2 separate regions of the Homo sapiens genome follow, and region 1 is linked to region 2. Evidence: read pairs that join two places in POLR2A ChIA-PET (ENCODE). Cell type or tissue: GM12878. All regions are shown on one strand. Each heading gives the region's core, and the rest is flanking DNA. Links, peaks and the distances in the headings are about the cores only. Region 1 overlaps CIB2 (calcium and integrin binding family member 2). Region 2 overlaps TBC1D2B (TBC1 domain family member 2B).

Region 1 (15,168 bases), core at 3,349-7,348, 51 kb after region 2:
TGTATTCCTGTGCCCACCCGGTCCATGCGATCTGCACGCCCCTGTCTTGGGCAGACAGCAGCCCGTCCCAGGAGCAATGCTATGGGGTCCAAGACCGGGCGGATGTTGGGTGGAATCTGAGAAGCTTTTTACATGAGCCATGTGGGCATAGTTTGTGGAGGGCAGACTGGCAGGTATTTTCTTTCTAATATGCAAGCAAAACGTGGGTGCACAGACAGAAACCAAAGTCCTCTGAAATAAACATGATAACTAGAAAGTGAAACGTCAGTCTGGGCGTGGTGGCTCACACCTGTAATCACAGCACTTTGGGAGGCCAAGGCAGGCAGATCACCTGAGGTCGGGAGTTCGAGACCAGCCTGACCAACATGGTGAAACCCCATCTCTACTAAAATTACAAAAATTAGCCAGGTGTAGTGGCGGGCACCTGTAATCTCAGCTACTCAGGAGGCTGAGGCAGGAGAATCGTTTGAACTTGGGAGGCTGAGGCAAGAGAATCGCTTGAACCCGGGAGGCAGAGGTTGCAGTGAGCCGAGATCACACGATTGCACTCCAGCCTGGGCGACAGTGGGACTCTGTCTCAAAAAAAAAAAAAAAAAAGAAAAGAAAAGAAAAAAGAAAGCAAAATGTCAGCCCCTGATAGGCCCTGCTGCCTTTGGGATCCAGTGTCTGATCAAACGTGCTGAGGACAGGAGCTTTGACCTTGACTCTTCAGGTCCAAGTTGGGTCCCAGCCCCTTCCTAGGCCTTAGGCATCTCAACTGAGGTCTATCTGAGGATTTGACACCAGTCCCCATGGGTCTGTCAGGCCAGCAGAGGGGGTGAGCTCGTGGGTATGAAGTTTTCTCCCTGTGGCTGTGGGAGAAGCATGAGTCCTTGGCTCATGAGTGCCCGCCGCCCTCTGGTGGCTGGTGAGACAGCCAGCCTGAGGGCAGAGCTGGGCGGGGTGAATCCAGGTGGCCCTACCTCAGGCAGTATTCGGGGGGGCTCCAGAGGCCCCCCTGCAGGCCTGGCCTTACCACCATGGCCTAGGCAGCCTCTCTGGCTCCTCCATTTTACACCTCAAAGCTGCTGAGTGATCCTTCTAGAAAACAGAGCTGCCCTTCCTCACTGGAAACCTTGCAGTGGCCCTGGTGTCTGGATCACTAGGTCCAAACTCTGTGGCTGGCTCCCACAGCCTGGCCCCAGATTCTCTCCAGACTCATACCGCCCCCTGTCCCACCACCTTCCAAGTTCCTCCCATCTCCTTATCAAGCTCTGCGCTTCCCTGTGTCTGCATGGGCTGCGCCCTCTGTCAGGTCTGCCAGCCCCCTCTTCTCCAGTCCAAGCCTCTGCTAGTCCCTGCTTAAAGGTCATGCCTGGGACCCCTCTCACACTAACCACCCGACCTGGGATGGGTGAGTCCCTCCCTCCTTCGTTCTCAGGACCCTCACAGATGTCTCTCAGGGACTGATCGTCTCCCTTGGCCACCCCACTGGACAGGCACTCTTCAGAGGACAGATCAGCTTCACTGTTCTTGGTGTCCCTAGGGCAGGAGCCAGTAGTAACCAGACAGCCTAAGGGCCCCACATGTTCCCCCACCGCATATTCAGGCCCCCTCCTCTAGCCCTGGTTACCATAGATCTTGAAGGCATAGTTTGCCTTGAGCTCTCGGGGAGCCGACTCGCAGAGCACGGAAAACATGTCCACAAAGTCGTTGAAAGTGAGGTTCCCCTCACCATCCTCGGAAAACGCCGCCACGATCCTTTCTTTGAAGGGATTCTCCTGAAGAAAACACACACAGCAATCACTGTGGGTGCAGGATAAGCAGGAGGGCCCCGGAGCCAGACTGTGGACAGCCTGTGTGACCCTGGAGGAGTGACCAAATCCCTCTGAGCCTCGGTTTCCCCATCTGTAAAAAGGGAATAATAATAACACCTTCTTAATTGGGTTGTGATGGGATTAAATGAGCTAAAGTATGTAAGGTGTTGGTACCAGGCCCGGCACATGTAAGAGCTCAGGAAGCATTCTACTGGGTCATGTCACATCATTAAGATGGGCACAGCCAGGGACAGTGGTGCACGCCTGTAGTCCCGCTATTTGGGAGACTGAGGTGGAGGAATCACTTGAGCCCAGGAGTTTGAGGCTTCAGTGAGCCATGATCGTCCCACTGCACTCCAGCCTGGGCGACAGAGCAAGACCATGTCTCCAAAAAAAAAAAAAAAAAAAAATGCTGAGCACAGCCAGTGTGTTATCACTGGAGGCACTGCCTCATCTGAAGCAGAAGCAGAAGCACAGATTCGTCCTGTTACCCAGAAGAGCACACAGAGGCTCTGCCTGGATGTGTAGGGCTCTGTCCCCAGCAGAAGAAGATGACAGCCCAGGGCACTGGTGGCCCTCAGCTCAGGCCGTGTCAGGCCAGGATCGTGGGAGGTGGATGTGGGGTCAGATAACTGGACCAGTCAAGCAGCAAGAGCCATACAGCCAGTTCAGGCCCAGGTCTGCTGTCACTCTGCTCCTGTGAATTCTCCCCTAGACCACCTTGGATGCTGCCTCTCCCAGGGAGCTGTACACGGATGCCTTCCTAGATCCCCAAATCACTCATCCTGCAGCCCTTCCATCCCAACTGAGCTAGCGCTTGGCTAGCGCCATTCCGTGCCCAGCCCAGGCCAGTGCGGGAGGCTCAGAGACAGACCACTTGGGTCCTACCCATGAGTGTCTCACCTGCTCCAGCAACCCTCTGAGCTTGCTCTTGAGCCCCTTGCTGGGCCAGACGGGGTGCTGGTCCAGGGCTGAGCCTGGGGCCCATTGTCTCTCAGGACTGAGGTCACAACCAGAGTGCAGGCCCCAAGTGGATGCCATATAGCACTCTGACTCCACCTTCAAGCCACACATCCCAGGCCTGGCAAGGGGCTACTGACGAAGTCCCACTGCAATGGGGAGTTGTGCCCCAAATGCCTTCTTAATGCTGAATGCACTTTACATATTATGGATAAGGAACTCATGAAACGAAACATTCAGATATATATGGTCTGAGGATCAGCAGCATCAGTCTCACCTGGGAACTTGCTCGAAAAGCAGAATCCTGACTCTACTCCACATGTACTGAGCCTGAATTGGCATTTGGACAAGATCCCTGGGGAGTTTAAAATTAAATTTTAACAGGTACGTTAAAGTCTGAGAAATGATGCTATGGATGACCACCATGCTGACCTCAGTGAGAAGCCACAGCCAGACAACGGGGAGACAGAAAAGTTATCTAACAAAGCAGACACAGGTCTGCCAACTACAGCAGGCTTGGGGCCACTTAACAAAGGGACAAGCAAATGAGCACAAGCCCATGGCCTGCAGTTGGGTGGCCACTGATGTACAGCACCCTTACAGAGCCCACATAGCTTATTTATTCAGAGTACAGATGAGGAAACTGAGGCACAGAGAGGTTCTGTGATCTGCTCAGAGCCACGCAGACACAAAGGGTGGAGCTGGGTTCAGCCTAGACCTGGGGGCCTCTGCTGCTGGTCCAGAGGCACAGATCCCCTGCTCGCCAGCAAGAGGTCCTGCACATACCCGGAGCTCTGGCATCTGGATGATGAGGCTCATGGGCACGTGGACGATGGGGCTCTTCCTGTAGTCCATTGGGACGAGGTTGGGGGCCAGCTCATAGAATCGCGAATGCAGCCTTGGAGGAAAGCAGAGAAAAAGCGCTGGAGGGGGTGCCATCCCTAAGCCCCAGCAGCCCGGTGCTGTCCTGCCTAGGCCTCTGCCTCTGCAGAACATCCTCAGCCAGGACCAGGTAAGGGGCCAATGGGAGGCTCTCTGCTCTGCCCACAGGGTGTGAAGTTGGGAGGGAGGTGAGTTCTGCCCAGACCTCTGTGCTGATAACCAGGTTGTGTCCAGGCCTCCCTATTTCCACCACACCCACCCCATCAGCACCACCACCATCACTCCTTGGGCCTGGGTCCAAATCTTTTAATTTTTTCTCCTTTGGGCTCTCATAAGGGTTTTCTATGCTCAGGATACTGTGCTAAGCACTTAACACATCACCTAATTTAATCCTCCTCCACATCACTGTGCAGACAGATGCATCCTGACCCCAGCTTACTGCTCAGCAAACAGGGCTGAAGAGGTTAAGAGTGATTTGTCTAAGGCCACATAACTAGGGAGCATCAAGGGCCATGGGTTGAGCCCAAGATGGGAAATCCAAGCAGAAACTCTTAGCCACTCTTCCCCCTTACACTCCTGAGGGTCCATCAAAGCCTGGGCCCACTTCGTGGCCCCACCACCCCAACTTAAGCCCTGAGGGTTGGGTCTCTCTGGGAGAGCTCTCAGCAGTCCTCACACCCTCAGGAAGCCCCTATGAATGGGTCACCCATAAACTCTCTAACTGGGGGCCATCGGGACCCAGGCTGCTACCCTGGTGGGCCTGGCCCTCCCTCCTCACTGATGGGTCAGGTCCCTAGCTCCTGTCCCAGCCTCCAGGAAATCAAGCCCACCTCAACAAGCTGCATGGACCCTCAAAGGTGTAAGGCATCCTGGCACTGTCTCACTTGGAAGCTCCCTTCCTCCCCGCCCCCTGCCCATTATTCAGTCTTTCTTTGCCCTATGTCCACTTGTCCAGGTCCCTGTCATCCCAGAGAATAGCCCCCCATCCCAAGACAGGTACAAATTGTATTTAGATGACATTGTGAGCTGCATGTGGTGGCCTATGCCTGTAAACCCAGTGTTTTGGGAGGCTGAGGTGGGAGGACCACTTGAGGCCCAGAGTTTGAGACCAGCCTAGGCAACACAGCAAGACCCTGTCTCTACAAAAATGAAAAAAAAATTAGCTGGATATCGTGGCTCAGTCATAGCTACTTGGGAGGCTGAGGCTGGAGGATCACTTGAGCTTGAGCCCAGGAGTTGGAGGCTGCAGTGAGCTATGATTGCCCCACTGCATTCCAGCCTGGGCAACAGAGCGAGACCCTGCCTCTAAAAACAAAAATTGTGTCCATTAAGTGCTGCCATGGGTGGGACAAGTGTAAGGGGCATTGACTGTGGGCTGAGGTAGGTAACCTGCCTAAAGTGATGTCCTAGGCTGCTGGTGAATGGATTAGGTATGACCCTGTATCTCCCAGGCTTGGGCCGGCCCTGCCACCCCCAAAGCCAGATCAGCCCAGGTCTCCTTTTAAGTGGCTTGACCCTGTGACACACCCCAGGCCCACCTTTATCAAGCCATTCAGCACAGCCACCCAACCTTCCTTGGGTTCTACCAGTTCTTGTGGTCCTGCTGCCTACTGTCCTTAGCAAGGCACCTGACTACTTACCCAGCTCAAACAGATAATAACACCAGCTATCGTTTAGCAAGTGCTTACTCTGTGCCAGGCCCTGAACTAATCTTCTCTGTGGATTGCTTTACTTATTTTAATCCCCAAATCACCCTGAGAGGTAGATATTAGTCTCCCATTTTCAGGTAGGGAAAACTGAGGCTCAAGAATCAAGTGTCTTCCCCATCCTACACAGCCAATGAGCAGTGGGAACAGGACTTGAACCCAGGACCTCTGGACACCAACCACTTGGCTCCTCCCTGCAAGTCAAGCCCTGGTAAGCACATCATCTGCTGGTTCAGAGCCTGTCCAGGGCAAATGAACAGTAAAATGCCACATGCCCACTTTGCCAGTCGCACATTCCTATAAAAGGGTCTGAAATTACAAGGATGTGCCATGACTTGGAGACAGAGCAGGAGGGGAAAACCCCTAAACTTGTACTTTGGGTGGGAGGAGGCTCAGCAAATGCCAGGGCGGTGGGATCAAGCTGAGACTCTCCACAAGAGGGCACTCAAGGACTTTCTTTGCTCCTATTTCTTGCATAGAGGAAAACTACTTTTTTTTTTTTACACTGTCCCCAAATAAGGAACAACCACTTGTTTCAAAATTCATGCATCTTCTTTCTTTCTTTCTTTCTTTTTTTTTTTTGAGACGGAGTCTCGCTCTGTCGCCCAGGCTAGAGTACAGTGGCGCGATCTCGGCTCACTGCAAGCTCCGCCTCCCGGGTTCAGGCCATTCTCCTGCCTCAGCCTCCTGAGTAGCTGGGACTACAGGCGCCTGCCACAATGCCCGGCACATTTTTTGTACTTTTAGTAGAGATGGGGTTTCACCGTGTTAGCCAGGATGGTCTCAATCTCCTGACCTCATGATCCGCCCACCTCGGCCTCCCAAAGTGCTGGGATTACAAGGCATCTTCTTTCATAATTCATGCATCTGGTACTTTGACATATCCATTGTGCTTCCAACTGCTACATTTCCCACTTGACCTTGACCCCACCTCATATGTGGCAGTGTGATGTTGGAGTGTTTCTAGGGGTTGGCCTACACCTCTGAAGTTTTGTGGGATGGCTGCAGCAGGAGCATGAAGTCAGGCTGAGGTTGGAGCCCTGCCTACACCTCTCATTAGCAGTGTGGGTAAGTGGGTTAATCCACTGAAGGATAAGTTTCTCTATCAGTAAAGCAGGGGCTATTCTACTGTTCTCACCCCTGGATGTTCATAAAACCACTGGCCTTCAACTGGCAGCTTTTAGCATGCTGCCTGCCACGTCAGAGGCTCCCTGGAAGGGGTGGACTAGGGAGAGAGGCTATGGGTGCTTGGCAGGGTTGAGGAGGTATCCTCTGGGGTGGGAAGGCCAGCTTCTACCCTGGGACACAGATCTGTTCTAAAACAGTAACTAAAATCACATTGGAATTTTTCTTTAAAGAAAAATCCAAGGAGAATTTGAAAACCCAAATCACTGTGAAAGAAACTCTAAGCATTGTCAAAGAACCACATCTCTGTCACCTCTCCCCCAATAAAGGGCACTGAATTCAAGAAGAGTTATATATTAGTCCTACTGTAACATCCAGGACCAGAAACCATACTTACGCTACTTGAACTGCCCCCGAGTATGAGGCAAGAAATGTGAAAACTCTCACTTTATTTTACAAAGTTAACAAGAACCCTGATACAAGAACCTAATATGTAGCATCCAGAATGGACCAATGGCACTTGCATAGATAGATGAAAAAGTCTTATAAAATAACATACTGGGGGCCAGGCACAGTGGCTCATGACTGTAATCTAAATGTGCTTTGGGAGGCCAAAGTGAGAGAATTGCATGAGGCCAGGAGCTTGAGACCAGCCTGAGCAATGTAGTGAGACCATGTCTCTACAAAAAAAAAAAAAAAATTAAAAATTAGGTGGATGTGGTGATATGCATCAGTAGTCCTAGCTACTCAGGAGGCTAAAGTAGGAGGATCTCTAGCCTGGGCAACAGAGTGAGACCCTGTCTCTAAAAAAAAAAAAGATAAGTAAAGAAAGAAAAAAATAGCATACTGGTAAATCAAATCTAAGACTTTAAAAGAATAATATGTTAGGATCATGTAGGATTTATTCCAGAATGCAAAGATAGTTCAATATTTGGAAATCTGTGGCTACAAATCATATTAAGCAAAAAACATTTTGACCAATTTGATAGATGCATTTATGACTGTATATGTGAATACAGAAAAATATCTGAGAAGTTATATACTACATGTTTACACTGATAGTCCCTGGGAGGTGGGAGTAGAGAAATGTGAAAAGAAGGAGGCTAACTTTTACTTGTTATTTCACCTACTTCTCAATTATTTGAAATTTTAGAAGTAATTATTTATTTATTTATTTATTTTTTGAGACAGAGTCTCGCTCTTTCGCCCAGGCTGGAGTGCAGTGGCGCAATCTTGGCTCACTGCAACCTCTGCCTCCAGGGTTCAAGTGATTTTCTCATGCCTCGGCCTCCCAAGTAGCTGGAATTACAGGGGCATGCGACCACACTCGGCTGATTTTTTTATATTTTTAGTAGAGATGGGGTTTCGTCATGCTGGCCAGGCTGGTCTCGAACTCCTGACCTCAAGTGATCCACCACATCATCCTCTCAAAGTGCTGAGATTACAAGCATGAGCCACCGCACCTGGTCAAAAGTATTTTAAAGTATATGTTGTTTTGTCAATTAAAAAAACTTAAAATTCTTAGTAAAACAGAAACAAAAGGAGTTTCTGCTTAGGAGCAGAAACAAAAGGGTATCTCCTTCTCTTTTTTTTTTTTTTTTTTTTTTTTTGAGTCTTGCACTGTCACCCAGGCTGGAGTGCAGTGGCTCAATCTCAGCTCACTGCAGCCTCCGCCTCCTGGGTTCAAGCAATTTTCCTGCCTCAACCTCCTGAGTAGCTGGGACTACAGGCGCCCGCCACCACACCCGGCTAATTTTTGTATATACTGGGGATATACCCATCAATGTGGGATGCCTATAATCACCATTATTATATAACATTTCTCCCCAGGAGCACTAATCAATGTACTATTCGCCATCCAGGTCCATGAGTTCTGCATATGTGAGTCAACTGAAGACAGAAAATATTTGGAAAAAAAAAATTGCATCTACGCTAAACATGTATAGATTTTTTTTCTTGTCATTATTCCTTAAACAATACAGTATAGCAACTCTTTACACAGCATTTACATTGTATTAGGTGTTATAAGTAATGTAGTAATGATTTAAAGTATACAGGAGGTGCCGATTTAAAGTATATAGGAGGGGCTGGGCACGGTGGCTTACACCTGCAATCTCAGCACTTTGGGAGGCCGAGGCGAGCCAATCACTTGAGCCTAGGAGTTTTGAGACCAGCGTGGGCAAAACAGTGTCACCCTTGTCTCTACAAAAAATATATATATATAAATTAGTCAGGCATGGTGGTATGTGCCTATAGTCCCAGCTACTTGGGAGGCAGAGGTGGGAGGACCACTTGAGCCCAGGAGTTTGAGGCTGCAGTGAGCCATGATCGCACCACTGCACTCCAGACTGGGCGACAGAGATCCTGCCTGACAAAAAAAAAAAAAAATTATACAGAAGGATGTGCAAAGTGGATAAGGTTATATGCAAATAATATGCCATTTTATATAGGGACTTAAGCATTTGCAGTTTTTGGTATCCTTGGGAGGTCCTAGAACCTATCCCCCACAGATACTGAGAGAGGAATGTAATTAGTTAAGACAGTAAAATAGTACACTTAAATACTGGAGAGGAGGCAAGTTACCATTTACTGGAAAACCAAAAATAATTAGCTTAAAGACTATTTGAAATAGAAAGAGTTCAGAAGCCTTTCTACACAATAGTTTTTCTATTATGTATTAACATTAGCCTTTTCAAAAGTAGGATTTGGCTGAGTGCAGTGGCTCATGCCTGTAATCCCAGTGCTTTGGGAGGCCAAGGGGAAAGGATTGCTTGAGGCCAGGAGTTTGAGACCAGCCTGGGCAACACAGTGAGACTGTTTCTATAATTTTTTTTAATTAAAAAAAATGAATTCACAATTTAAAAGAACCAAAAAAAAAAACACAACTAAGTATAAAATTGGTATAAAATGTACTAATTTTGAAGTATCAAAAAAACCATGAAAGTTTAACAAAAGATATAAAAATATTTTAGGTACTTAGATAACTATTGTGCATTCCTGATCGGAAAGACTTAATGCTGTAATGATGACGATGATCTGTTCATTTTTCTATAAAATGAATATGACCCTAATCAAAACCTGCAAATGATCTATTTGGGATCTAGCCAGCCCAATTCAAAAGTGTGTTTGGTTAAGTGTTTCTTCAAGCTACTGGCAAAAAAAAAAAAAAAAAAAAAAAAAAAAAGTTTGTTTAAAAGAATAAATGTAGGAGTGTTGCAGGGGAACCCTGAAAAAAAAGAGAAACTGGGGAAACATTTTTCCCTATCAGGTATTAAAACAGTTTAAAGCTATAATAAGGACAATGTATGAAACAGACATTGGCATTTACAAGGCAGACTAGTAGAAGTGGTAGATCCCAATGTAAATGAGAATGAGCCCATGACACAGCATTTGAAATCAATGGGGAAAAGATTAATTCCTCTGAAAGTCACAAACCAGCAATCCACCATTCATGCCTAGTTTCCATATAGCATTTTAAAATAATTAAATTACGTCGAAATAATAAATTTAGAATTTTGCTGCCACCATATACAGATTGAAAGATCTTACACTATAAACCTGGGTTTCTTAATCAAGATGGTCTGAATTCCCCCAAGGCAACAACTAGCTGGGGCTAAGGAGCAGCTATTTCTGCAGGTGTCCGTTCTAAAGAGTTCCCACCCGACTAGACAGCTTCATTTATTTACAGTGCATGCTGGCCCCCCTGACAGGCAGCTGAGCTTCAGACTCTTGGGTTATTCACTGAATGATCTGGGGTCAGAAGACAAAAAGCATATAACAGCAGTGGGAGGAAAAAGCAAAAGTCTTAAAAATATCCATTATCTTTGATCAGGAAATTTGTTGGAAATACCCATATATGTGCAGTTATGTGAATGGTACCACAAGAATATTCACTGAAGTACAAATTAAAATCGTGAAAAGCTGGAAATCTAAATGTTCAACTATACAAATTAAGAAATATCCATTAAATGCAGCCATTTAAAATATTGTATCAGAATATCTAATGATATTGAAAGTTGTTCGCAAGATGTTAAATGAAAAAAGCAGAAGGTACAGTATAATCCCATTTTTTTTAAAAAAGCTTGTATATATTTATATACTCACAAAAAGAAAGACTAAGAGGAAGGCTGGTCACTAAAATGTTAGTGATTATCTTGGGTAGTAGGGGGACAGTAAGATCTTTTTTCTTATCTTTTTTTAACTTTAAAAATTGTGATAAATGGCTGGGCAGTGGCTCACGCCTGTAATCCCAGCACTTTGGAAGCCCAAGGCGGGCAGATCATGAGGTCAGGAGTTTGAGACCAGCCTGACCAACATGGTGAAACCCGTCTCTACTAAAATACAAAAAACAGCCTGGCCTGGTGGCGCGTGCCTATAACCCCAGCTACTCAGGAGGCTGAGGCAGGAGAATTGCTTGAACCCAGGAGGCAGAGGTTGCAGTGAGCCGAGATCGCGCCATTGCACTCCAGCCTGGGTGACAGAGCCAGACTCCGTCTCAAAAAAAAAAAAAAAAAAATTGTGATAAAATAACAGAAAATTTACCATCTTAATTATTAGTTTTTCTAAATTGTGGTAAAATGCACATGCCATAAAGTGTACCATCTTAACCATTTTGATGGGTACAGTTCAGTGGCATATTAAATATGTTCACATTATTATGCAACCATCACCACCACTGATCCACCTCCAGAACTCTCTCCATCTTCCAAAACTGAAACTCTGTACTAATCAATAAGTTCCCATTCCCCCTCCTCCCAGCCCCTGGCAACCACTATTCTACTTTCTGTTTCTAAGAATTTGACTACTTGGCTAGGCCTGGTGGCTCATGCCTGTAATCCTAGCACTTTGGGAGGCAGAAGCGGGTGGATCATTTGAGGTCAGGAGTTCGAGATCAGCTTGGCCAACAAGGTGAACCCCATCTCTACTAAAAATACAAAAATTAGCCGAGCGTGTTGGTACACGCCTGTAATCCCAGCTAATTGGGTGGCTGAGGCAGGAGAATTGCTTGAACCTGGGAGGCAGAGATTGCAGCGAGACACAGACTTTAAAAAAAAAAAAAAAAGAATTTGACTACTCTAGGTACCTCATGTAAGTGGAATCGTATATGTCATTTTGTGACTGCTTATTTCACTGTGCATAATGTCCTTAAGGTCCATCCATGTTGTAGCATGGGTCAGACTCTCCTTCCTTTTGCAGGTTGAATAGTGTTTTATTGTCTGTCTATACCGTGTTTGGTTCATCTATTCATTTGCTGATGGATTGCTTCCACCTTTTGTGAATAATGCTGCTATGATTGTGGGTGTACAAACATCTCAAGACTCTGCTTTCAATTCTTTTGGGTATATACCCAGAAGTAGAATTGCTGGATCATGTGGTGATTTTATTTGTAAGTGTTTGAGGATCCATCATACTGTTTTCTTTAGCTTTCTTATCTACTTTTACAATTTGCCTAAGGAAAAGCAATTTTAAGCATATATATACTTTTTTTTTTTTGAGATGGAGTCTCGCTTTGTAGCCCAGGCTGGAGTGAAGTGGCATGATCTCGGCTCACTGCAACCTCCGCCTCCTGGGTCCCGGTTCAAGCAATTCTCCTGCCTCAGCCTCCTGAGTAGCTGGGACTACAGGAACACACCACCATGCCCAGCTAATTTTTGTATTTTCAGTAGAGTTGGGGTTTCACCATGTTGGCCAGGCTGGTCTTGAACTCCTGACCTCATGATCCACCCGCCTCAGCCTCCCAAAGTGCTGAGATTAAAGGAGTGAGCCACTGCGCCTGGCCAATTTTAAGCATATTACAAAACAATACCATCTGCCTTTTTTTTTTTTTGAGTCAGAGTCTTGCTCTGTTGCCCAGGCTGGTGTGCAGTGGTGCAATCTCAACTCACTGCGGTCTCAACCTCCTGGGCTCCAGCACTTCTCCCACCTCAGCCTCCCAAGGAGCTGGGACTACAGGCACACACCACCAGACCTGGCTAATTTCTGTATTTTTTTTTTAGAGACAGGGGTCTCACCATGTTGGCCAGACTGGTCACAAACCCCTGAGTTCATGTAATCCACCGGCCTCGGCCTCTCAAAGTGCTAGGATTACAGGTGTGAGCCAACGTACCCGACCACAATCTGACTTTTTGATAAACACATACAAAAGAAAAACACTGGCATAATATATACCAAAAGATTAACAGCCTTATTTCTGGGTCATAGGCTTACAGGTAATTTTTTTTGTCTTCTCTTGACTGGCTTCATTTTCTAATTTTTCTACAATCATTATGTATATGTGTAGTAAGTAATTAAAATAGGTTACACAAAGTTTTTAAAAGGTTGAGAAAATAAACAATAAAATAACAAGTAGGCAAATACCTTGGAGTGCTGGCTGGGTGGGCCTCTCTGTGTACCAAGGGGACAAGGACTACTGTCCCGCTGATTAAAGAGCACAGCCTAATTAGGGCACAAGGGAAGTTGAAGTGCTAAGCTCTTACCTATAAAAAGCAAGGTGACTGAATAGGGTGGGCTGCCCACTCGGCCTCAATGTGGGAATGCAGGAGCTGTGTCCTGGGGAGCAATCGGATCTACCTGGGTGGGGGCAGGGCAGAGGGAAGGAGAATTGGAGGCGGGCTATCTGTGACTCGGTATCACTGCCCCAAAGTTGCCACAGAGCTGGGCCCCAACCTGCAAAGAAAAACCTCCTGCTCAAGTTTCCTCCTAGCCATCTGGTCAGTACGCAGGGAGCAGCTTACCAAGAAAACCATCCTGGTGGGGGTGGGGAGTAGCATCCCTGAAAGGCCCTTGGGAGCAGGGAAGATGAGCATGGCCTGGGGCTGGATAGCCTGGCTCTGCAGCTGACTTTGCCCTCTCTGGGCTCCAGGCCTCAGTTTTGTCACCCGGACCTGAGATGTGAACAGTGGAGAGGGCTCTCCTGGAGGGGCAGTCAGTCATGCTGGCCTCTCCACAGAGAAGGCTGGAGAAAAGCGAAGGGGGGTGAAACTGGAATTGAGCCATCATGGCCATGCCTGTTCCCTCTAGGGACAGGCAATCCCGAATCTGTCTTGTCTTAACTACCCTTCCCTGAGGGTGGACAGGTGGGCAGCAAACTCCAGGTAGCTCTTTTCATGTTTAATAACACCATCACCCAGCCCTCCCAGACACAGGGGCCTGTGAGAAAACAGCTCCTGCAAGCAATGTCATCCCCATGCTGCAGACGGGGCCTCAGGCTTGGGTTTTGCTCTGGTGTTGAATTACAGAGCCTAGGGTCCTGATGCGTGCAGAGGGGTGCAGGCCAGGGCTGTGGGGAGCCAGGACGCCTCTCCTCAAGCCCTCTCACCTGCCTGGAGCCCCTCATTTTCCAAGGGGCCAGGGATACCCCTGATATGGTTTGGCTGTGTCCCTACCCAAATCTCATCTTGAATTGTAGTTCCCATAATCCCTACGTGTCATGGGAGGGACCTGGTGGGAGGTAATTGAATCATGGGGGCAGTTACCCCGAGGCTGTTCTCATGATAGTGAGTTCTCACGAGATCTGATGGTTTTATAAGGGGCTTCTCCCCCTTTGCCCAGCACTTCTCTTTCCTGCCGCCATGTGAGGAAGGATGTGTTTGCCTCCCCTTCTGCCATGATTGTAAGTTTCCTGAGGCCTCCCCAGCCATGTGGAGCCATGAATCAATTAAACCTCTTTCCTTTATAAATTACCCAGTCTCAGGCAGTTCTTTATAGCAGCATGAGAATGGACTAAAACAACCACCAAAGGCCCATCATATTGGATCGGATTCCCGGACTGGCCTTCAAGCTCCTCTCTCCTCTTCCCCACACAGGCAATCTTGCTGCTGTCAATGAGACCACGGGAGGATGGGGGTGGGAGTGGGAGCAGGAGAAGCTGGCCTGTGTCTCACCTCTGCTGCTCCCCAGCCTGGAATGTTCTCCCTCAGCCAATCCTACCTGTCTTTCACCCACACACTCTTCATATGGTCACTGGTGGCTAACAGGTGCCATGCTCCCTGTTAGTCCTGCCTGATCACAAGTCTGGTGGGGAGCTGGGCCCCTGGGTCCAGGAACCCAAGGAGCCCCTAACAGGCTGTTAGAGCAGCTGGGATAGCACTAGGGTGGCAGGGTGTTGGGGGTGCTTATAAAGGAGATGATTCTGGAGTTGGGTCTGGAAGGATGCATAGCAATGCTGTGGGCAGAGGAGAGGCGAAGGACACTCCAGGGAGTGGAGATAGCCAGTGCAAAGGCCGAGGCAAGGGGCTTTTGTTGCCAGAATGAAAATGGCCGTGGGCCTCAGAAGACAGGCAGCTTGGGCTTGGCATCTACAAAGGTAGGGAACCCGAAGCTCCCTGTGAGGCTCAAATGAGGCTCCATGCCAAGAACTCTGAAAGGTAAAAGGTGCCACAAGAATGCCAGGGGTGACAGCTTTGTTATTCCAATACCGAGAGCCATCCTGTCGAAATGGGGACCTCACCCCTGACATCTCTCAAGCTACAGGGCAAATCCCACTTATCAAACACTATACCCCAGTGTTGCTGCCTCTCGGCAATGCTATGAGGGTAGGTTTCACTATCCCTATTATACAGAAGAAAACTGAGGCTCAGGGAAGGTCAAATGGTTGCCCAAGGCCACAGATGCCAGGTCTACTGATGCCAGGCCTGGAGGCTTTGCCCCTTGCTCAGACTCTCTAAGGTGGTGGAAGTGGGGTATCCCCTGCCCATGCA
Region 2 (15,168 bases), core at 3,902-7,901:
TATTTTCATTACAGGATCTTTGGGTATTTTACAGAAAGTTCTTCCAACTATACCAGCCAAGTTGCCATTTCATCCATTCATTTAACCAACATTTGCTGAGCACCTATCAGGTACCCAGACCTGGGGCCTGGCCTAGTGAGAAAGACAGGAAAAAACAACCAGTAGTTTCCATGTTGCATTAAGTGCTATGACAGAAAGCAGAGCAGGCGACGCGGGGCTGGCGTGACTGGAGAGCACTGGGGAAGGACACATAGCCAAAGAGGGGAGGTGCAGCAAAGGACAAGGTACTCAAAGTTCAGGACACCTGCCATAGGCAGGTTCAAAAGCTTCAAAGTATAGGTTTAATGTCTATCTTCTCCAAGAAACAAACTCCAAGTTGTCTCCATTTCTCTAGCATCTAGCTCAGTGTCAGGCACATAGTAGGTCAGTATTTACTGAATACATATATGAAGGAATAAGTGAATGAATGAATAATCAGAAAATGATACAGGAGAACTTGGTCTTAAAGGGGAAGCAGGCAGTGGCCAGAGGAAAAGAGATTCCAGGGAGAGAGAGAAGTGTCTACAAAAGAACAAAGGTCAGAGAGCAGGAGTGAGGTGAGGTCAGTGAGTGGCAAGGACCTGGCCCTGAAGGGACTTGTGTGCCTTCCTAAAGAGATGGAATGGGGAACTTAGCAGGGCACTGACATTATTAGACAAAGGTACTGCTGGTGAAAATGGTGGTGAGGGAAAGGCAGGTGCACAGTTTGCATAGGAGGAGATTAGTTCAGGCCAGAGGCCGTGAGCCCACTTGGGAGATCCATGAATTGCAGCCTGGAGTTTGGGAGGCAGGCTGGTTGCAGTGCAGACACAGGAGCTCAGCCTGGCCCTGGGGCGGGGCAAAGAGCACACAAGCATTTCCACAGGAAGGGAGAGAAGAGTCACTAGGCAAGTCAGGAACTGAGAGACACAACCAGAGCCAAATTCAGAGCCCAAAGCCCACCCAGTCCTCCTCTTTTTTTTTTTTTTTTTTTTTTTTTTTTTTTGCAGATGAGGGGACAGAGGCCCAGAAAGGGAAGTGACTTGTCTAGGTCATACAGGGAGTCAATACTGTGAGCCCAGTCTGCCAAACCCCCAACCCTTAGAGGCAAGTGTGTGTTTGGGTGGGGGAATGTGCGTGTGTGGTCCTCCCACCAGCTCCCTGACTACCTGGCCCCTCCATCCCCATGCCACAGGTGAGCTAAGCACCCTGGGAGCCTTCTGCTCCAGCCAGGGAGGTGCCCAGACACTTCCTCTTGTTCAGCCTGCATATGCAGCTGTGTTTCTATTTATGCTCGGGAGCCACAGGCTGCTAGAGAAGCTGGCACATACTCACTAGGGCATATCTGAACCAACCTCTCCAGCTGCCTCTGACAATGCAGGCACCATGAAAAATCTGCTTTTTACAAGAAATCCTTTTCACTTTAAATCTTTGAGTATTAAATGTAACTGGGAAACAATCAGTAACCTCTGAGTCATCTCTCACTAAATTCCTGAGGCAAAACTTTTAGATCACATGCTTTCAATGACTGATATTTTATCATATTGTAGAAATTTGGTCAATAAGATGGGCAAAATCTGGTTAACAAGTCAGTTAATCAAGACACTGATTAACTGGGTTTGTTTCCTTTCAAAAAAAAAACCTAAACAGGCTGCTATGGCGGCTCACACCTGTAATCTCAGCACTTTGGGAGGCCGAGGCAGGCGGATCACCTGAGGTCAGGAGTTCGAGACCAGCCTAGCCAACATGGTGAAACCCCGTCTCTACTAAAAGTATTTTTAAAAATTAGCCAGGCGTGGTGGTGGGTGCCCGTAATCCCAGCTACTTGGGAGGCTGAGGCAGGAGAACTGCTTGAACCCAGGAAACGGAGGTTGCAGTGAGCCGACACGGTGCCACTGCACTCCAGCCTGGGCGACAGTGAGACTCTGTCTCAAAGAAAAAAAAAAATCTAGAGATCACTAGAAGACTTTTGACTTCAATCCCCAATTAGCTAGTAAAAGGCTGGGGGCCAGACTGTCTGAAATGGCTCTGGGGCATGTGCTTTGACAGAAAAGCCCCAAAGGGCCTTTTCTGAAGACAGCTGAAACCCAAAGACAGAAACACACACAGGTTCTAAGACTGAGCACCACTAAAAGTACAACACAGCAAAATCAGCAGAAATCCAAAAAGCCTCTGCGTTTTTTATCTGGTATCTTTTAGCAAAGGACTAAATGGAGATTCGGCTCAGGCCTAATTAAATGTATAATCACAAACCAGCCTCTTTATCGCCCCAGTCCCAGGAAATTGGTTCAGATCTGCCCTGTACCAACACAGTAGCCCTAGCCAGACGTGACTACTGAGCACATGAGAGATGGCCAGTGCCACATAAAATCTTTTGGATACACTGAATAAATACGATAGTATTAAAATTAATTTTACTGGTTTAATGTGGCTCATTGAAAATTTAAAAGTATATTATGTGGCTCACATCTTATCTTTACTGAACAGTGCTGGTCTACACTACAATGGCAAATATATTCCATTTTGAGAGCCAAGGTTGGTGGGAGATCTGGCTTGGCAGGAAACAGTACCTCAGGATTATAACATAAGCCAAGGGCATGGGGTCCACGGGGGTGTGGGGCAGCCAACACCATTGCCCTTCTACAGCACTTTACAACTCAAGATAACTTCTCTCTTTAAACAGGCGCCTCCATATCTCCAACCACCCCATGGTCCATTAATGTCCAAGGAGAGGCCAACATTCTTTAGGAACCCAGGCATCTGCTGGTCTGGCCCCAGCTATAGTGCCTTTATTCAGTGCTCCAAAAGTGGGGCGAGTAGGACCTTTGAGTGATCTGGCTGCACAGACAACGCCTTGCTAGGTCTATCACCAGGAGTTCCCTCCGCTGAGCCTCAGCTCAGCTGGTGACAATGAGCCAGTCAGCGCAGAAGCTAACGGCCAGGACCACACAGCATTCACCAAAGACACGCCCGCCGGAGGAGTGAGGACCGGGAAGGATCACCATCTGCCCCCCACCCCTCAGAATGACCAAAATGCTGTGGTCCCAAGTTCTGGAGAGCCAGACAGGCATTCCACTCATGCTAGAAGAAACAGTGACAAGGCAGAGCTCCACAGATCAGCAGAGAATTGGGAGCCGATGCCAGGCAAGCACCCAGCAAGAAGCCAGGTGCTGGTGTGTGCTGTCTGATGCCTTACCTAGGCCAGCTCCTGAGTCTCCCCTAACACCCGTCTCTCCAGCTCCTTCCTCCTCACCCTTCAAGGTCCAATGCAAAGGCCACCTCTTCAGAGCAGGTTTCCCTGACCTGGGTGTGCATTTTGTCTCCCCTAACACCAGTCTCCTCAGCTCCTTCCTACTCACCCTTCAAGATCCAATGCAAAGGCCACCTCTTCAGAGCAGGTTTCCCTGATCTGGGTGTACATTTTGTCTCCATTCTCTGAATAGGGAGCTCAGAGAATCTTGTAGCCCAGGTAACCCTCCCATGGAGGTGAGGGCACTCCCTGTGTGTTCCTCACTAACCCAAGTTCCTTAAAGGCAGAGACCAGACCTGCTGGTCTCAATACGATCCAAGATGTCTTGCACAGTGTCCTGAATATAAACACTCAAATATCTGACTCATCCTCTCATGTTCAATTGTTGCTACTTCCTCAATACTGCTGAAATCCCAGGTCAAATATGGCACCAATCCCAATATGAGACCAAGCTGAACATCTTGGAAAGCCATTGTAGTTGTCTCCTACATGGCTGCATGAACGTCCTGGGTGAGGGAGAGGGGCAGACAAGGATTGGGTGGGCACAATTCTACAGGACAGCCATCTGCTGCCTTTGGGGGCCAAGACATGAGGCACCAGCTCGGAGAATAAAAGCAAGCCATCCACATTCTGCTTGAGGTGGGAATGCAGTCCTTGACAGCTGGCTGAGAAGTACCATGTGATGCCCCAGCTGCTCCCACAAGCTGCTGTCCCCAGGTCTCCAGTAGCTCAAAACCCAGAAGCCCACTCTTGTGTGAGACAGGCCCTGGCCACCTGTTCCTCCTCTTGGGCCCCAGAGACTCCCCTCAGCCTCCCACCAGCTCTCAACTTGATGCTTAGACAAGTCCCACAATAAAGTTGTTTGATTACAAGTTAACTGATTTCAATACACGTATATTATGGGCCCACTCTCAGCAGGAAGTACATGATTGTGAGGACAGGGGCTGGAGTAGCAACCCAGCAGCATCTACAGGGAGTCGGGCCTCATCATCTCCACTAAACAACAAGTTTATCTAAGCTTTTATTCCCTTTAGTAAACAATGTCCACCTATCAAAATTTACCACATTTTAGAAGCTATACTAATGTTCACATTCTTTGACCCACAATTCTATTCCTGGGAATGTAGCTAAAGTAGTCCAAAAGAGGAAAAAGGGACAACACCATGTACATAAAGTGTTCATTTGCTTAACAAATGTTTATTAAGAGCCTAACTTGGGCCAAGTCCAGTAGTTAGCACTAAGAATACAGAACTGGATGAGATCTGGTTAATTCCTACCTCTGAGATATTCACCGCAAGCAAACATTTTCCTTTATGCCAACAATAAACAGTGGGAAACAAGTTTATAATTACAATCAACATAAAATGCCTAGGTATCCAATTAAGAAATCCAGAGGCCAGGCGCAGTGGCTCATGCCAGTAATCTTAGCCCTTTGGGAGGCCCAGGTGGGTGAATCACTTGGGCTCAGGAGTTTGAGACCAGCCTGAGCAACATGGTGAAACCACATCACTACAAAAAAAAAAAAAAAAAATTAGCCAGGCATGGTGGCGTGTGCTTGTAGTACCAGCTACTCAGGAGGCTGAAGTTAGATGATCCCTTGAGCCCAGGAGACAGAGTTTGCAGTGAGCCGAGATCTGTACCCAGCCTGGGCGACAGAGCAAGACCTATCTCTTGGTTGGGCACTGTGGCTCACTCCTGTAATCCCAGCACTTTGGGAGGCCGAGACAGGCAGATCACCTGAAGTCAGAAGTTCGAGACCAGCCTGGCCAACATGGTGAAACCTCGTCTCTATTAAAAATACCAAAATTAGCCAGGTGTGGTGGCACACTCCTGTAATCCCAGCTACTCGGGAGGCCGAGACAGGAGAATCGTTTACACCCAGGAAGCGGAGGTTGCAGTGAGCCGAGATCGCGCCACTGCACTCCAGCCTGGGCAACAACAGTGAAACTCTGTCTCAAAATGAAATCAGAAGACCCTGTCTCTTTAAAATATAATAATAATAGGCCAGGCACAGTGGCTCATGCCTGTAATCCCAGCACTACGGGAGACAGAGGCAGGCAGATTGCTTGAGCCCCGGAGTTCAAGATCAGCCTGGGCAATATGGTAAAACCTCGTCTCTATTAGAAATATAAATTTACCAGGTGTGGTGGCACACTCCTGTAATCCCAGCTACTTGGGAGGCTGAGGCAGGAGAATCATTTAAACCTGGGAGGCAGAGATTACAGTGAGCCAAGATTGTGCCATTGCACTCCAACCTAGGCAACAAGAGCAAAACTCCATATCAAAAACAAAACAAAAGACCCTGTCTCTTAAAAATATAATAATAATAGGCCAGGCACAGTGGCTGACACCTATAATCCCAGCACTTTGGGAGGCAGAGGCAGGCAGATCGCTTGAACCGAGGAGTTCAAGACCAGCCTGGCCAACATGGTGAAATCCCCTCTCTACAAAAAGTACAAAAATTAGCCAGGTGTGGTGGTGCATGCCTGTAGTCCCAGCTACTCAGAAGGCTGACGTGGGAGAATTTCTTGAGCCCAGGAGGTTGAAGCTGCAGTGAGCCATAACTGTACCACTGTACTCCAGGCTGGGTGACAGAGCGAGACCCTGTCTCCAAAAATATATATATAATTTATATATATATTATATATAATAGCATTAGGACAACTGGTCAAATACCTGGAAAAAAAATAAGTGATGCCCTGGGTGAGAAACCTATCATCAGAGAAAATAATTTCAAATTCAATTCATGATTTAATAAACTAATGAATTTAATAAAAACCATTAAATGAATGAATTTAATAAATTTAATAAAAACCATTAAATTAGAAAAAAAAAGCCTGTATAATTAAAATTAAGTTCCTGTCTCTTTCTGCCTCTTACAACAACAGTTGTATAGATTTCCACCAAATTATAAAGGTATGGAAGGGATGACAGGACTTAAATCAAGCAATGTGGCACAGCAGAAATTCACACGGGAAGGTTTAGCTAAAACTGAAGTATAAACAGCAGCCACAAGACTCTATGCAGAAAATGAATGCCATGTGCACCATGATGCACTAGACGAGGAAAACAAAACACTCTGTCAAGACCGAGCCCAAAACTGAAAGCTAGAAGGACAGACACTTCAAACTGTAAGCCCCGGAGCTGCTTCTCCCACGGGCAACCCTGCAAGCCGTCTCCAGGCAGCAGGGAGTCACTGATTATAAGAGGGCTGATTAGTCTCCCCAGCAGCACAAGAAACTGCTGTCCTAACATTTCTATTCTCTTGGAAGGTAAAGGGCTTTCTAAACCCACAAAGAAAGCAAAGCAAAGAAAATATGTGTCTAAAACACTACAAATAAATTAATAGACAATGACGAACTGAAAAAAGACCAAACAACTTCAAAGTCACTAAGCATGGTGTAGAGTTTCACACCACTATAGCTTTGCAGGGCTCTTCACTCTTCCTGGACTGTGGGAAGTCCTGTTTGTCTGGTGAGATCCCATTAATCTTTAGTTTTAAAAAACAACAACATATTTTAGACTTATATTTCAAATAATAACAATCTACATCTGCTGAGGAGAATTTGGAAAACACAGGAAAGCAAAGAAGAAAATAAAATGAACATAGCTGCATCACCAGAAATAACCTCCATCAATACTTTGGTATTTCCAAACATCTTTCTACCCATAAATGTATAGAAAATTCTCTACCCATATATTTTCTACCAATTTTCTAGCCAATTGGTAGAAAACCAATTTTCTTTATAAAACTGTATTAAAATTATATAGACTCTTCCATAATATATATTTGCATATTATATTAGACACCATCAATTAAACAATTACTGTGTGCCAGACACTATGCTTTCGCTTTATACACACTGTCATTTAACCCTCGTAACTAACTCTCCCCAAACAGTATCATCTGCTTGCCCATGGACCCTGGAGCCTAACTACCAAGGTTCAAATCCCAGCTCTGCTACTGGCTGGCTATGTTAGGTATGTTACATAAATTGTCTGGGCCTCGGATTCCTTGCTGGTAAAATTGAAATAATAATAATAGGAACCTACTTCATGGTATTGAAAATTAATTAGTTAACATGTGTTAAGCTCAAAAGGGTGTTTGGCACAAAGTACTCATTAGGTATCAACTATCTATATTATCATGTTTACCGATAACCCACTTAACATGTGTTAAGCTCAGAAGAGTATTTGGCACAAAGTACTCGTGTATCAACTGTCTATATTATCATGTTTACCCATGATAACCCACTTAACATCTGTTAAGCTCAGAAGAGTATTTGGCACAAAGTACTCACTGTGTATCAACTACCTATATTATCATGTTTACCCAAAATCTCATAGCCACTTGGCACAGTCAAAACTCAAACCTGAGTCTGCATTACTTGCTATCAAGGGGAAGGATGAGAGAGCATGTCCAAGACAAAATCAATCCTCTCAGCATTTTAGCAGAAATCACAAGTTCCTCTATGGTTTTTCTCAAATATTGAAATGCTGATGGCCTCAATCAATAGCAAAGTTCAAATAAAAGCCTCTAGGTTGGCTTCAGGGACAAATAAAACTATATCAGATGCTGGTCCCCACATCAGTAGAGAAGGTCCTCTGGACATTAAATCTAGAGGGGTCAGCATAGTGTCACTGGGAGAGGGCATGACCATCAGTCTATGATGGCCAACATGGTTCCACTCTTAATCACAACTCTGCTCTAAGGGTGTTTCTCAAAAATAGACTGCTGTGAGCAATAACAACACCACACACAAGCAAATATGGAGAGGACAGAAACTTCTCCAGTCTGATATAATAGAATCGCCAGGTCTCCTATTCCTAAGGACTCCCTTGTCAGTCTCTCAGATTCATGCATCCTGACAGTCTCAGAGTCATCTACCCCTGGGCCTCTGGGTCTCCAGATTCATCTACCCCTGGGCCTCTGGGTCTCCAGATTCATCTACCCCTGGGCCTCTGCAACAGCTTCCTAACTGGACTTGCTGTCTCAGTCTCTCCTCTCCAAACTCTCTTCTGACACCAAGCCAATGAAGTCATATATGTCGCATGCTTAAAACTCTCTCATGGCTTCCAAGTGTCAAGAAATCTGGCCCACACTGCCCCACACTCCACAGAACTATAACCTTTCTCCCACACAAAAGGCCCACAAAAGCCTTCACAATCTCTGCTCCTACTGCACTAACACCTCCCTAACAAATTCCCACTCACTCAAGACCCAGTTCAAACATCTCATCTGTAAGGCCAGCCAACATCCCTTATACAACCAAACGATCATTCCTCCAACACGCTCTATGTGACGCACACCATCTCAATCACCCACTTAGGGTTATGAACTCTGGGTTCCTTCCCAAAGGGTCAGGTCCTACCATGTTTATTAGCCAAAAGAACAACATAACCAACAATCACGAAGGAGCCACAGGAAGGAAAATATATATACAGAATAGGTCAAGTCTGCATACCTTCTAGAAAGCAATTTAAATTACATGGATAATTTTGGGTATCCATTTCTGAAAAGAATGCGATGGCTGCTCATAATGAAGGAATTTTTGTTTCTTAAACTCAAGGAAGATATTTGGATCTCTAAGAAATGTCTAAAGTAATTTCTTCCATAAGCAATAAAAAGCACAAGAATATTGTAAGCAGCCTGGTAATACAAAACAAAATTCAAATGGAAAACAGACTCTAACCCCGAATCTGATAAATAACTCTAGGTTCCAAATTTTTTCCTGAGTGTTTCAAAATCATGAGCCTGGAAACAATCTCAAGGGATCTGGCCCAGCACCAATGGAAAAAAAAAATGTATTTTTTTCCCCAGGAAGGTTTTGAAATCTTCTGTTTCAGCCCAGCAACAGAGACTAAGAAGGCAAATACTGGATCTCCTGGCTCCTTGGAAAATGGAATACAAGGTCACAAACCTCCATTCCTCTACTGAACATAACAAATTCTCCTTTCGTATCTTTTAAAATTGCTATCTTAAAATTAGCATTCATATGTCTTACAAAATAATTGTATCTTATTAAAATAGTTCTAATCTAGCCCCTTTCAAAGGCTGAGCACACACCTAGAACCCATAATCAATTTCCCGGAAGAGTCTGTGTTGAGGTGGGCAGTCATTCCCTGGGAAGATGCCACATTCATCATCCATTCTGGTAGGTGGTGGTCTGAGGAGTTCTGCCATCTCTAACACTCAAGCACCCCTTTTAAAAAGCAAACACCTTGAGAGAAAAGCCATTTCTTAAACCCATATTCAGCAAATACATTTTTAAGCAAATACCATTTAACAGAGATTAGCAACTAAGGGTAATGGACTAGAAGAATAGGGCCTACAACTAGAACAAAGAAGAGCAAATGTGAGTTCACTGGAAAGTGGGCAATGAAAACAACTGGGCTTGTGAGGGATCTGGCCACATCAAAGCCTCTCACAGCCCAGGCCACCCAGCTGGGCTGAGCCACAGATTTCATCAAGACAAGGGCAAGGACAAGGCCACTCTCCGGACATGCTCGTCCCTACAGGAAATGTAGAAGCCTGTCAAAATACTTTCTGTTTCAGAGAGAAAGGGAGCACGAGGCCTCCAAGTGACCACAGGGCTACATTCCTATGGTTCCCTCTCAGCTCTGCCATTGCACAATGTGAGAGAGCCAAGGATGAGCTCAGGATAAATAACAACTCCTGCAGCCACAGCCTGTAGCCTATTGGATGGTCTTGCTCCACCTCTGCCCACATTGGCTTCCACACACTATGCAATACCACATTATTCTGCTTGATGTTTTTCAACTAAAACTAGGGCAAAAGAATGACTGACTTAACATGAAGTTTTAGGAAACGGAGTTGGGACAGGTTCCCAGGCTCCACCCACCAGAGATTTGGGAGGCAGTGGAGCCAGGTACCAGGAACCCGCCTAGTCTTTCAGTGAATTTACAGGAATGTTTGGGAACCACGGTGATTTCTAACAGTGTTTTAAGGTGGAGTTGGTGTCTCAGGAGTATCAGATGGTCGTCCTATATCATTGTTACCCACTTCTCTCTGGTGAAAAGCTGAGGGATCTGAAAGTACTTACCAGCTCTTTGGTGGTGGTGATCATTGCAATTCACCCTCCCAGAAATACCGAAAGATGCCAAGTGAACACTGTTCCCTCCTGGAGCCTCCCTCTGAATGCTCAGGAAGGAACCCTAGCACGTAGGGTCTGCCAGCCACCATGATCAGCAAAGGGGACAGAAACCTTGGGGCCAATGGAGAATTGGGCCAAAAGCCACTCCTCTGCAGCATAGAAACTCAGAATGCAAAGAAGATATGCAGCTATAAACCACAGAGAGTCAACCCGAGGATGGAGGGCTCACACTTCACTGGTCTTCACCCAAGCAGTTTAGTTATTTCTAGTCCACTTAGAAAGCCACCATCATACAGGGTCAGTCTTTTCTTCACAGCCAAAGAGAACATTCATCATCGGGAGGAGAGCAGTGTTTCACAGGGAAGCCACAGAGATCTGCAGCAGAAGGGCTGGGATGCTGGAAAGAAAGGCAGATTCCTGAGGCCCACTCTGGCCTGCCAACTAAAGCAGAATCTCCAGGGGACGAACCCCACAATCTGCATTTTAACAGAACCCAGGAGGAGTCTTTTCCACACAAAATTTAAGAACTGCGGTTCTGAGGGAGATATTTTCCTTTAAAAGACAGAAACAAAAAAAGTCTTATCAGCATGTTACCTCTACAACAGTATATACAAGAGAGCTGTGTAAACAGTATAAAAAGTGGTTCACTTCTAAGGCCAGAGGGTATGCCTTACAGAGCAGAATGAAAAGATACAGCCATCTGCCAACTGCCTGTTTTCCTTTGACGAACCAAAGAGAAAACCAAAGCCACCTCCAAAGAGAAGCCCTCTCAAAAGGGATGCACCAGGCCTCAATCTCTGCCAGGGAAACATCACTGATGCCTCCTATCAAGTCAACCCCCACTGGAAGTTTATAACCTATGCTGTTAATTTCCAACCTCCATGTGACTAAACTTCTTAAATCTGTGCCCCAACACAAAATGGTTAAAGGTACAATTTGAGTCTCCATATACAACTACTAAAAAAAGAATAAGCCCAATTTTCTACTAATGGATTACGACAGATATATAAAGCAAGTATCATCAAACTGCTGGGTTTAAAATGGTAAAATATCGTTCATGTGTTTGGAGAAGGAGAAGGTTTCAGTGGTAGGGTAGCTAGCTGTGGGACTCAGTTTCCTCTCTGTATCACACATGGGAAGGGGGCTGATCTCTGAGGGCCTCTCCAGTTCTAACTTTGGGATAATGACCCTTGAGCAAAAATAATGAATGCCTTCCTCCAGCTCCCAGAGCCACCTATTGACAATGCCCTAATCACACCCAAAACAGACACAGAAGCTCCCTGAGGCCAGAGGCAAAGCTTGACTCCTGCTCAACAAAGTCTGTTTGGTGAATGGCCAGTTGGCTGCATCCATTTAGAAAGCTGGCCACCTTCTCTGCAAGCACAGCCTCTCCTGAACACCAGAGAGCTGGAGAGGAAAATGAATACTGGGCTTGCTGCCTAGAAATAATTCCTATAATCCAAGATCAACATCTCTGATAACATTAGCCTGCCCACCTCCAGGCCACGGCCAGGCCTGCCATCTGACACTCAGCAACACAAGTCCCAGCCCAGGGGCAGTCTGCTCAAGGAAAGTCTGCTGGTACAGTAGCACTGGCCTAGGAAAGGGGCAGAAAGAAGAAGCACACAGGATCTCAGCTACCAAATCCCCACTTCTCACACTGGATTCTAGTTCTCCCAGGCAATCTCTGCAAAGGCTAAGAAAATGGCCAAGCATGCAAACTCATTAGAAGATGGTGATTCCCAGCTTACAGGGAACACATGTTGCTGATCAAACAGGAACTAAGTCTTTGAGCAGCTACACAATTATACCAACATTTACTAACTCCCTTGTCCCATCTTCTTCAGGGAGCTTTCTTGATAATCAGTTATACAGAACTCTCCAATTCTGCAGTGTTCACCAAAATTATTACACAAATCACAGATTTCTGGCCCTGGGCCATATCCAGATTAGTATTTTACATATGGATGCCCCCTCCCCTTCCTTTACTATGGAGAAGTGCCAGACTTCTCAGAATCAAAAAACTTGCAGACATGTGATATTTATCTCAGTGCTGAATACTACAGACAAACATGGGCCTCTTCAATGTTTTTTTCAAAACTCTTACAATTCTTTGATTATATCAGATGCTAAGCTATTTTTAAAGTTAACACTACAGTTTCTTAAATCAATGGAAAATTTTCACTGCTGTATTTGCAGCAAGCAGCATAGTGCTTAGAATATGATAGATGCTCAAAAATATTTGCTGAGTAAATGGACACTACAAACGTCCGTTTCACCATGAAATGAAAGCACACACACCACACCCACACACACACACACACACACACACACACACACACACAGAGGATATGAGGGCTTAAAGCATGCATTTAGCCAACAAGCATCTAACAGGTGCTGGGATCCTCTAAGTATGAAAGGCACAGTAGTGAAATACACTGACAAAATATCCTAGGAGGTGATGCTCTGGTAGGACACAACAGCAGACACTCAAAGACTAGACCAGGAGCAAAACCATCCTGAATCTGTAGCCGACTGAGGGCCTCCTGTGCTGGCTGGTGAGCTACTGCCTGCTGGACAATCACGAAAGCCACAGTCTCCCCAGGGATCCTCTCAGCTTCTTGCCCCTCACATGGCCTCACATATCTGAATGCCAAGATGTTTACTGAACTGAGCACTCCAGGCAAAGTACTTCACAGAACACTAGTTACAAGCCACTAACTAGTCACCACTACCCAGTTTACCATTTCCACATTGCATTCACTCTGTGAAAGCAAACAAAACCCAGCTGAGGGCTGGCCTGACAGGATATGGGTGAACACCCGATCACATGTCATTAAGATCCCACTACATAAATACCAGAACCGAAAATTGCTAATGAAAATGCCTCTCCCTCTCCCAAACTGACAGTCACTTCTACAATGGTGGGGGTCTTTTTCTTTCTTTAGAGGAAGGGGGTGTTACTGTTTGTATTTTGTTCTGACTGGAGGTGGGAAGTCTGCACCCCAGTGGCTCAAAGGTAAAAGCAACTGATCGAGGAGACTGGTCCACCCCCCTCAGACGTGAGGTGGGAGCTGGTACATCTGAATACTCCTTCCATTTCTCAAGAAATCGTCATCTCCACAGAGGAAGGAAACTGGTAATGTGCATATGAGCAAAGCAAGTGCAGCAGGAGAGAAGTCAATGCCGGGGGCCATTAGGAATGCTTCAGGAAAGGAAGTCCACCAGGGCGGGCCGGCCCTAGCCACACACACACCTGCCAAAGCGAGCTTCACCCATCACAACACCCACCACTCAGAAACAAAATTAAGAAGCAACTGCTCAAGATAGGTTCAGCTTTGCATTTATCTACTTTTAAATCTGTTTGCCAGTACATAACATATAAATACATCAACCCTTTGTACCCAACACGATAATCCTCTAACTTAGTTACATAAAAATACTAGGCATGACCAAACCATCAGTGCCACAGTCCAAACGTGTGTCCCCGCAAAATTCACGTGTTGAGACCCAGTCCCCAAGATGATAGTACTAAGAGGGAAGCCTTGTGGGAAGTGATTTAAGTCATGAGGGCAGAGCCCTCTGGAATGAGATCAGGGTCCTTATGAAAGAGGCCAGAGTGGTAAAAGGAATTTGAGGAGAAAAATACATTTAGATAGATAGATACATACATACATATATACAAACATACATAGATGGAGGCCCCAGAAGGAACTTGTCTGTCCCCTTCTGCTATGAGGACACCACTAGAAGGCACCACCTCTAAAGCAGAGTGAGCCCTCACCAGACACCAAATCTGCTGGTGCCTTCATCTTGGGCTTCCCAGCCTCCAGAACTATGAGAAATAAATTTCTGTTGTTTATAAGCTACCCTGTCTACGGTATTTTTTCACAGCAGCACAAATGGCCTAAAACAATCTATCTGGGAGCAGAAGAAAGAAAACAAAAACCTATTTGTCAAACCCTGCTTAAAACTCTTTACTGACTCTAGCTCTTAAGATGAAGACCAAAATCCTGCCCTGGCCCAAGGCCTGCCTCTTCCAAAGGCTATGTCCCCTTCACTCCTAGTTGCCACCAGGCACTCCTTGAGTCCCACATGCAACCAGCACCCCCACCTAAGGGCCTCTGCTTATGCCATTTCCTCTCCCTACAACACTTGACTTCCTCCTCTCCACCCCCACCCCCGCTCCAGTCAACACCAACTCATCCTTTGAGTCTCAGCTCAAATGTCGCTTCTTCAGGAAAGTCTTTCCTAGCCCTCCACCAACCATAAACCAGATCAAGATCCTGAACTATACATGCATTGCATATCTTTCCTTTCAAACTTCCTAGCACTGGTTGGTGTTTGTTATATTTTATTAACGTCTGTCCCCCCCACCTACTGAAAGCTCCAGGAGGACAGGGACTGTTTGTCTTGTCCAGTCATATCCCCAGTGCCTAAGCACACACAGTGAGTGAATGAGTGGGAAGCTCCTGAGGCCTTCCTAGAACACAAGTCAGTGAACTACAGCCTGCGGTCATTTCCAGTCTCTGCCTATTTCTGTACAATCTACAAGGCAAGGGCAGTTTTAACATTTTTATTTTGCTATTTTATTTTTTTGAAACAGGGTCTCCCTCTGTCACCCAGGCTGGAGTACAGTGGAGCAAACACAGCTCACTGCAATGTCCACCTCCTGGGATCAAGCAGTCCTCCTGCCTCAGCCTCCCAAGTAGCTGGGACTAAAGACATGTGCCATCATGCCTGGCTAGTTTGTTTTTTGTTTTGAGACAGAGTTTCGCTCTTGTC

The links. Peaks named below come from ENCODE experiments on the same cell type or tissue, not always from the same donor. Only the 100,000 strongest peaks of a DNase experiment are listed, where the experiment ranks them.
Region 1: POLR2A ChIA-PET joins it to region 2 with 5 read pairs; 12 of 35 experiments call an interaction of 5 or more read pairs at or near these places.

Annotation. Positions count from the first base shown.
Region 1 is chr15:78,107,623-78,122,790 of GRCh38, forward strand. It overlaps CIB2 (calcium and integrin binding family member 2), which reads right to left. Exons shown (of 6, transcript NM_006383.4): 3 at 3,543-3,654; 4 at 1,613-1,760. Among named protein-coding and RNA genes, the nearest start is that of CIB2, 16 kb to the right of the region's middle. RefSeq lists an enhancer at 5,836-5,925. In GM12878, for the core only: a CTCF peak has its summit at 5,771 (motif pointing right); a DNase peak (open chromatin) is centred at 5,760.
Region 2 is chr15:78,055,694-78,070,861 of GRCh38, forward strand. All of the region lies in intron 1 of TBC1D2B (TBC1 domain family member 2B), which reads right to left. Among named protein-coding and RNA genes, the nearest start is that of TBC1D2B, 14 kb to the right of the region's middle. RefSeq lists enhancers at 1,192-1,311, 6,376-6,485, 9,877-10,016, 10,442-10,491, 10,772-10,821 and 2 more. In GM12878, for the core only: no CTCF peak of the experiment used is centred there; a DNase peak (open chromatin) is centred at 6,352; H3K4me3 peaks cover 1,129 bases; H3K27ac peaks cover 2,186 bases.